Linked DNA regions of Homo sapiens: region 1 is linked to region 2. A link is a contact called in ENCODE Hi-C or POLR2A ChIA-PET data. All regions are on one chromosome and are shown on one strand. Each heading gives the region's core, a stretch centred on a gene start or an enhancer-like site at or near the end of the contact. The rest is flanking DNA. Distances are from core to core; before and after follow the strand shown. Region 1 overlaps MAD1L1 (mitotic arrest deficient 1 like 1). Region 2 overlaps MAD1L1 (mitotic arrest deficient 1 like 1).

Region 1 (4,209 bases), core at 759-3,258, 67 kb after region 2:
AATCTGTGAAGATGCCTGCAGAATCTGCATCCAGTGAACAAATTTAACTGAGCACCTGCTGTGTGCCCAGCAAGGACACTACATGGACAAACAGACAGAGTCCTTGGCAGCTAGAGCTGAGTGGCTCGCTAAGGAGGCCGACCATGACAAGAGTGGGCAGGTGACATCCCCAAGGCCCAGAGGAGGTGACAGTGGCTTGATCCAGTGGCCGGATCTGGAGAAGAGTGGAAAGCCTGAGGCTGAGGGAAGGGGGCATGTTGACCCGGGAGGGCCAGGAAAGGGCTCTAGCTAGGGAAAGGTGACACCTGAGCACAGATTCAACGAAACAAAAGGTGGGCAATACAAATACGGCTGGGCGCAGTGGCTCACGCCTGTCATCCCAGCTATTCTGGAGGTTGAGGCAGGAGAATCGCCTCAACCCGGGAGGTGGAGGTTGCAGTGAGCCGAGATCGCACCATTGCACTCCAGCCTGGGCGACAAAGTGAGACTCCATCTCAAAAAAAAAAAGAAAAAGAAAAAAAATAGAAAGGGAAGAATTTATAGGAAGTTCTACAACAAACAAGGCTAAGCTACAGCTGCCGGGGATGAAGGGCTGGACTGGGGGGACCCCGGGAACTCTGGACTGATAGAAGTGTGTTATCTGGACGAGTGCACATGTTCCACTTGTCATGACTCATCCAACAACACACCTCAATCTGTACACTTCAGTGTCCAGGCTCAGGGGATGCCTGAGCCGTCAGCATGAACCCACGGTCACACTCTGGGATGCGAGCCACCATGGGAGGATGCTGCTGCCTGCCGCACTCCAGCCACCAGGACCACCCTCTGCAGAGCGGGAAGAAGCAGCCGTGCACAGCAGGGAGCTGAAATGGGGAAACGTGGTCCAGGGGAGAGGGGACTCTGCGCCGTGTTTCACTAAACCAAGGTGGTGTCCACGGCACGAAACGACCAAAACACGCGTCTCAGCTCAACAGAATGGAAGGGGTGGGACAAGTGGGTGCTTTGCTAGGTGGCAGACTCCCCATCCCCAAGAGGTACAGGGAAAGACTGACGGGCAAGGTGGCTGGAGGCTCAGGGCGAGACAGAGTGCCCCTGAGGACCACGGTGGGGCTTGGAGCAACATGGCCATGGCTGGATGGCCACCCCATGCTGCCCACAGCCCCGCTGACAAAGGCAGGTCTGTGTACGCAGAATGACCGGCCCCCAGGGTACACCTGTGCCTGGAACTCCAGTGTGGTTACTGTGGGTCCACATGCTCTGCGAAAGAGGAAGTAAGTCCTGGGGTCCATACTGATGAACGTCTTAGAGCTATTAGGGTCACTCATTAAGTGACTTCAGTAAAACCACACGTTCTCCCATGTGGAAACTTCTGACAAGAACAGGCCGCCAGCAGCAAAGTCCACGCCACCACGACTGTGACGTGGTCCATCCAGACCTCGCCTCCCAGGAGGGGATCCCGCCGCAGCCCTGGACCCAGGCCATGTTTTACAGCTCTTTTGCCAGAAACTGGCCCCCATCTCTCTGAGCTGTCCACAAGTCAGCAACTTGGCTCAACTGCTGCAGGGACATGAGTTACAAGGGTCCCCAGACACATGTAAATAAAATGAAGAAATGCCGGCTTTACAGTTGCTGCCCTCGCACTCTTTCTCCCAGCTCAGGAAGGATCTCAAGGGCTTCAAAGCAGCCTGGGTTCCAATTAAGCCCGTGTGACCACCCCAGGGATGCCAGAACATTCCTGATTAACAAGAGGCGCTGTTTGAACTGTTCAAGCTAAAAAAAAGCCCTCAGAACCTTTCAAACAAATGCCATAATTTTCTCTCCCTGTTTCCTCACTCTTTGGAAAAGCTGATCTTTTGAATGCTTTAAACGTTCAAAAAGAAAGCTAGATAATGGCCCCAAACACAACTTCGGCAAGAAGCTCAGAACAGGGGCAGCAAGTGGAGAGCTTGGGATGCAACCACACACAAGCAGGCCCGCTTCCGGGAGGCGTGGCCCGGCCGGCCTGAGGCTGTGACAGCGTGTGTCCACTGTCCACAGCAGCTGGGCCGGGAGAATGACCTGGGCGGAACCACGCCTGGCAGGGAGCTGCAGGGCCTCCATCATCATGCCAGGCGAACCCAGTGACAAGGGCCTCAAACAGAAGAGGCCCAGGGAAGGGCAGCCCATGGGCCTGAGAAGCACCACTACACACCTGGGCGGCGCACTCCGCTCACAAAGCACTCTTCCAGGAAGGGCCCCGGGCTGCTGGAGACTGAACCGGAATCTGCCTAACTGGTGGAATCCCCTTTTACAAAGAAGTGCCTGTAGCTCACGGGGCTAGAACCCAGGAAGGCCCCAGGTGAGCTCGAAACCCTAAAGCAACCCCGCTGTGGACAGTGGCATCGCAGATAGGAGAGTGCCGGTGAAACAGTAAGACCAGGGCAGCATGCTTCACTGGGCAACGGAGGTGCTGCTGCAAGTGGGCGCAGTAGCAGGCAGGTCAGGGAAAACCAAGGGACTATGACTTCAGAGATAACAGGTGACATTCCTGACTGTTCTACCTTTAGTCATGATTAGCAGGCCGGGCGCGGCAGCTCATGCCTGTAATCCCAGCACTTTGGGAGGCTGAGGCGGGCGGATCACGAGCTCAGGAGATAGAGACCATCCTGGCTAACACGGTGAAACCCCGTCTCTACTAAAAATACAAAAAAAATTAGCCGGGCATGGTGGCGGGCGCCTGTAGTCCCAGCTACTCGGGAGGCTGAGGCAGGAGAATGGCGTGAACCCGGGAGGCGGAGCTTGCAGTGAGCCGAGATCACGCCACTGCACTCCAGCCTGGGCAACAGAGCGAGACTCCGTCTCAAAAAATAATAATAATAATAATAATAATTAAAATTAGCCGTGCATGGTGGTGGGCACCTGTAATCCAGCTACTCAGGAGGCTGAGGTGGGAGGACCACTTGAGCCCGGGAGTTCGAGGCAGTAGTGAGCTATGATCACATCACTGCACTCCAACCTGGGCAACCTCATCTCTTAAAAAAATTAAAAAAAAAAACACAATATTTTAGACCAGGCATGATGGTGTATGCCTGTAATCCCAGCACTTTGGGAGGCCAAGGCAGGAGGATCGTGTAAGCCAGGAGTTTGATACCAGCCAGGGCAACATGGCAAGACTCTGCCTCTTAAAACAAAAATTTTTTAAGAAGCAAAATAACCATTCTGTAATAAATTTCACACTCCCCACCGCACCTATCTTACCTGCAAAGATTTATTTTGGCAAAGAGGCAGCAGATTGCAGAGTAAAGAACAGTAAATTGGACGGGCATGGTGGCTCACGCCTGTAATCCCAGCACTTTGGGAGGCCGAGGCGGGTGGATCACTTGAGGTCAGGAGTTCAAGAACAGCCTGGCCAACATGGCGAAACCCCATCTCTACTAAAAATACAAAAATTAGCCAGGCGTGGTGGTGGGTGCCTGTAGTCCCAGCTACTCGGGAGGCTGAGGCAGGAGAATGGCTTGAACCCAGGAGGCAGAGGTTGCAGTGAGCCGAGATCGTGCCACTGCACTCCAACCTGGGTGACAGAGCGAGACTGTCTAAAAAAAGAAAAAAAAAGAACAGTGAATTGAAAATCAAGTAAATCTGGCTTCTAGAGAAACAATCAAAGGCAATGTGGGAACAAAGGACTTTAACGAACAGAAACTCAGAAAAAGGTGCATCATTAGCGAGATGTTCTTTGAACTTGCTGAGCAATAAAGGGAGAGAAAAGGCCTCAGAACTCTAGAAAGGCAACAGCCATGCACCTGCAGGCCTGGGCTGTGGCCCCAGCTGGTCCCTGGCCTGCTGTGTGGCCTGGGCTTTCCTGAACTTCAGTTATCTGTCCTTAAAAGGGAGGAAGGGACCAGGAGACCTCATCCTGATCTGTGATTCTCCTTCAGCAAACAAAAATCGCCTAAGAATCTCTTCCTTCTGATGATGTGGCTGGTGTGGGTGAACCAGCCGCGAGAAGGCACAGGACGATACTCCCGCGTGGAGGGCGCCACGAGGTCAAGGTCCTGAGGCCGGAACACCAAGGAGCTCTGGGAGGGTGGAGGAAGAACACAAGCCTGGAGCAGGGGGCAGACACACGGGGCGTGGGGCCCAGAGGCCACCGGGAGGACTCAGGTTTTATTCCGAGTGTGCTAAGGAGCCAGGGATTGTGGCTGAAGCGGGAGGAACACGCTAAGGAGCCAG
Region 2 (4,408 bases), core at 1,791-4,290:
CCCCGCTACAGCGAGACCCTACAGCTCCTCGGCAGAGGACAGGAGGAACGAGGCCAGACTCAGCCTCAGAGAACCTTCCTGCATGTGTCTCAGGCAAACTCGTCAACTCAGGCCCCTTCACGAGGCCCAGCCACAGACATAAGGGAGGGGGCAGGCTGCAGCTGCCCCACGACCACCACCACCCCGCCCAGCAGAGGCTGGGGGCACAGACCCATGGTACAGCCCGACAGCAGAGGACGCTGGCCCAGGCGTGGGCCCCACCCTCATAGCCGGTGACCCCCGGCCAGCAGGTCTGCCACTGTACCTCCAGGCTGCCACCCACAGGCGGGCACCCTCCAGGACTGCCAGGAATGACAGCGCACCCGGGGACCCTGCCAGGCACAGAAAGCAAGCAGTGGACCACAGTTGACATGGTTATGATAAACGCACCACGGGTATCCCCCACACCAGCTGCAAGGCGGGAGATGTGAAAGGGGAAGGGGGCAGCCTCCAGGCTCCTGGCTCCACCACACCCCATGGCACCCAGGCACAGGCTCACCCTACTCGGCTCCACCACGCCCCACCCCACGGCGCCCAGGCACGCGCTCACCCCTCTTGGCTCTGCCACACCCCACCCCACGGCACCCAAGCACGCGCTCACCCCACTCAGGCCTCAACGTCCTTGTTTCCGGGACACACAAGAGGAGATGACCGCTAAGGCCTCCTCAGCCAAGACCAAGTGGACAGGACTCAAAACCAGCCCAAAATCCAAAGCAGCACAATGCAGGCAGCGAGGACGTGGGGGCCAGAGCCGGGACACCTGGGGAGGGGGTCTCACTCCGCCCAGGCCTCAGACAGGCGACTGCTCCAATTCATCTCAGTCCACACCACTGAGAAAGCAATGGGGCCGAGGAACAATGGGTCCGAGAATGCCAAGGAACCCAAGCTGGGAGCCAGGCAGTGAATGAGAAAGTGCTTCTCACACCTAGAGAAGCTATGAGGGTGAGAACCCAGGCAGCAGGAGGTGCGGACACCCACAGCCACAGCCGGCCATCCACGGGCACCAGGCCTCTGGAGGTGCAGAAGGGCACGCCCCTGGCACAGGGGATGAGGCAAGAGACACACAGCAGCAGCAGGGGCTGCCCGGACCAGCAGGGAGTGGTGCTGAGTGGGGAAGGGAGACAGTGAGGCCTTGAGGCTGCAGAGGCGTCTGGGACCCCTGGGAGCAGCGCCTGCATCGAGACTCAGCCCATTCTGAGGCTCATGCCTGGGCAGTGTTCCTCAGCAAGGGACGAGGGCCGGGAAAGCAGAAGGGGTGCCCCTGCTGTAGGCTTCTGCACTCAGGTCTCCCAGACCAACGGGGAGGGCACGCTCAGCAGCGCGGTGTCGCACTGGATCAAAGTAAGACGGAACTGAGAGGAAGCTTCACCTCCAGCGGGAGGAAGGCAGCGGAATCACTCATGCGGCGGCTCCATGCCACACAGCTCTGTCTTCTCGGGGCACAGAGGACAGATCAGTGAGGACGCCCGCGACTTCAGACTCTGAAGACACACTTGGAATCACCTTGCTTTGGAGGACTCAAAATGACCTTGAGTCTTTGAGGCCCCAGGACTGGGGCTGACTGCACAGCGCCGTCCTCTGCCAAAGCCCCGTAGCACCAGAGCGCCAGTCACACACCAGGCCTCTGCGCAGAAGGCGCATGGCAAACACCCTCCGTCCACAGATGAGGCCTGCGCAGCACACGCCACGGGGACCCAGGTGCTCAGTCCAGACAGGAACAAGAGACCTCGGGCCCTAAACCCTGTGACAACCAGACACAAAGTGGGCAAGAGTCCCTCCCACTCACCGCAGAGATCCAAATAGCCAGGGTCCCTCTCCCCTGCTGCCTGGGGTCCCACCAACCATGCCGTACGCAGCAGCAGTCACCCAAGCCATCATGTGTATGGTCTCTTGCCTGGTTAACAAGTCAGGAAGGCTACGCTAAGGACGGCCCCCTCAAACAAATGGGCAGGGAGCACAGCACGGCAGACACGTCCATCCAGCACAGCCCTGGTCACGGAGGACACGGCACATGCAAGAGCCGCCTGCTGCCACTGCTCCAGGAGGCCCAAGGGAGCGCACTACCACACCCGATAGCTGCCCGGCATGAGCCAGAGGCAATGAAGATCTACACACCACAGGGCTCACACCACACGCCAGGCATCACGCACCAAGGCCCGGCGTCCCCAGAGGTGGGCCCAAGGGGAAATGGAGGAACAGAAGGAAAGCCCCTGGAGGGCCAAATAAAGGGGTCAGAAAAGACGCTACTCGAACTGGACCTCAAAGGCTGAGCTGGAATTTGCTAAGCCAAGAGGGCAGGTGGGAATTCTTATAGAGGAAACAACAGGAAGGTGCCGGAATGTCTGGGGATGGAGGGCACCCTGGCATGGACACGGAGGCCTCCTGACACGATGGGTGGCAAGGGTGACAGAAACACAAGTGACCCCAGTGCACGTGGCTGAAGAGGGTGAGCTTCACTGAGGCTCCTAAGCGCAGTGGTAGCACAGCCTCCCATGGTCCAGGAAGGAGCATCCCCCAACGCACCGCTAACACTGGTGACCAGACTCCACCCCGACCGCCAGGTCAACATGCAGCAGCCACAGCCTGTCTCACCTGGACCCACAGCCCCGCCTGCCCTGTGCACTCCGGCGCCCGGCCCACTGTGGAGGGTGCAGGTCAGGTGCTCGCTCTGTTCCTCAACAGGAGTTGTTTCCCGCAGCCCCTGCCGCCTTGGCTTCGTTAGCATTCAACAGCAATTTATTCCTCTCTCGCTGCCTTCTTTTGTGCAGCAGAGATAAGTAATGTTTCTAATCTGTGCTATCTCCCAGCTGCAAATGTTCAAGCACTTTTTTCTTTTTATTTAAAAAAATGAAATCTCATTTTAGATTTGCAAAAGAGACAGCTAGCAATCTTTACTGTACTAACAACCCGCCACCCAGAGGCCAGGCGGGAGCGTGGACGGAAGTGAGCGCATCGGGCTGGGAGACAGCCGAATCTCAGAAGTCAGCACTGGGAGATTCATTTCTCTTCTCTTCAAAAAACCCATTAGACGTGGTTCAGAAGAGGTACTCCTACCCGAGACCCAGGAAGCACCCGGGCCGTGGCTTCCTGTGAACAGTCCTCAGGCGTGAGCTCTCAACCCTGCAGGGAGGAGCCCCTGGTAGGCCATTCTGGCCATGAAACTATCCCCAGTGGGACTGGCTGCCGACTGTGAGGAGTCACCTCCCACCAGCCCAGCCCTCGATGCCCCAGGCATGACTCAGAAGAACCAGCACCAATGCTCTTGGTGTCATCTGGGCTAACCTAGCACATGGATTTTCAAACTTCTCACAGCTCAAGCCAAGGGGCTGGCTGTGAGCTCCTTACAGGTAGAGGTCATTCCTTACACTTCGCCCCCAGCCACACAAAGCCCAAAACCGTCTCAGGGACATGGGCATTTAATAACTACCTGTTGATGGATAAGGACATAGGTGAGAAGCAAATCCCAGGCAACCATTGAGGTTTGAGAGACAGGTGCACACTGCTTTACGACGGCCAGCGCAGTCAGCTGCAAGTACTTTCTGTTCCAGACCAGCAGGGAAAATGAGGAGGAAAAGGTCTCAAAGCCCAGCCTGTTTCTGAGCAGAGCTAGGAATCCCAGCTGACTAGATCTCCGCGTTCTCCTTTACTCTTGAAACTCTATGGCAGAAAGCACGGCCTTTTGACCTTGAGCCTTCTGACAGATAGTAAGAAGCATGCCACAGCCAGGCGCTTCTGAGCGTGAAGCACCTGCTTCCTGGAGGGGGTGCCACACTCCAGACATTACAATGCTGGTGCCTTGCTCTGTGGTACTGCCGCTTTGCTTCTGCTTTACCCTACCCACCTGCCCACCCGGCGCGTCTGCCTCGTCCTGGCAGGACAAGCCCTGAGCGGGCCCTGCACCATCTGCAGGCCTCCTGACACCTGAGAGCAGAGATGCTGTCCGTGTCCTGGGCCCTGGCTGCAAACCGGAAGGCGTCCTTGGAAACGGCCGCACTGGGCCAGCACACAGCAAGCAGGGAGAGTGGGAGCCGCGTCCACCCAAGCCCCAGGTCCTGGCCGCAAATCATCACTTCATCTTGGCAGCTCATTCTGTTTTTATCATCAGTTTTAAATAATTAAGCTGGCCCTGAAGGGGGTTGGAGGGTGGGAGGGGAACAGCTCGTTGCCCAAGGCCAAGCCCCAGCGACTGGAGGCGCGGCTCCAGCATGACTCCTGTCGGGAGGGGCGCAGGGGCCTCCAGTGCCCCCCACCTCCACTCTGCAGACACGCCTGACAACTTGACGTTGGTGTTAAAGTCGTATCATTTCTGTAACAGTGCAGTTATTAACGAAGCCTCATTTGCACGTGTCAGGGGAAGAGAAAAATCACC

What was found. A loop is a pair of places that touch in the nucleus more often than their neighbours do. ChIA-PET counts read pairs that join two places held with the same protein, here RNA polymerase II (POLR2A). Pooled maps may share reads with other maps.
Region 1: a loop to region 2 is called in a map of GM12878, with 2.8 times the contacts of the local background. The contact joins two enhancer-like sites. A Hi-C loop is called at or near these places in 24 of 168 maps with a recorded cell type or tissue (CD8-positive, alpha-beta T cell, GM12878, HepG2 and 17 more), 6 of 37 single-sample maps with no recorded cell type and 17 of 50 pooled maps. POLR2A ChIA-PET finds 5 or more read pairs at or near these places in 7 of 52 experiments (A673, AG04449, AG04450 and 4 more).

Annotation. Positions count from the first base shown.
Region 1 is chr7:2,164,708-2,168,916 of GRCh38, forward strand. The region is part of intron 10 of MAD1L1 (mitotic arrest deficient 1 like 1); the gene reads right to left. Among named protein-coding and RNA genes, the nearest start is that of MAD1L1, 66 kb to the right of the region's middle. RefSeq lists enhancers at 1,256-1,585, 3,575-4,209 and a silencer at 1,410-1,620. Within about 2 kb of position 2,009, at least 5 of the 41 ENCODE cell types and tissues checked have a DNase peak (open chromatin) inside an H3K27ac peak, as active enhancers do.
Region 2 is chr7:2,096,616-2,101,023 of GRCh38, forward strand. The region is part of intron 11 of MAD1L1 (mitotic arrest deficient 1 like 1); the gene reads right to left. Among named protein-coding and RNA genes, the nearest start is that of SNORA114, 9.8 kb to the left of the region's middle. RefSeq lists an enhancer at 3,844-3,893. Within about 2 kb of position 3,041, at least 4 of the 41 ENCODE cell types and tissues checked have a DNase peak (open chromatin) inside an H3K27ac peak, as active enhancers do.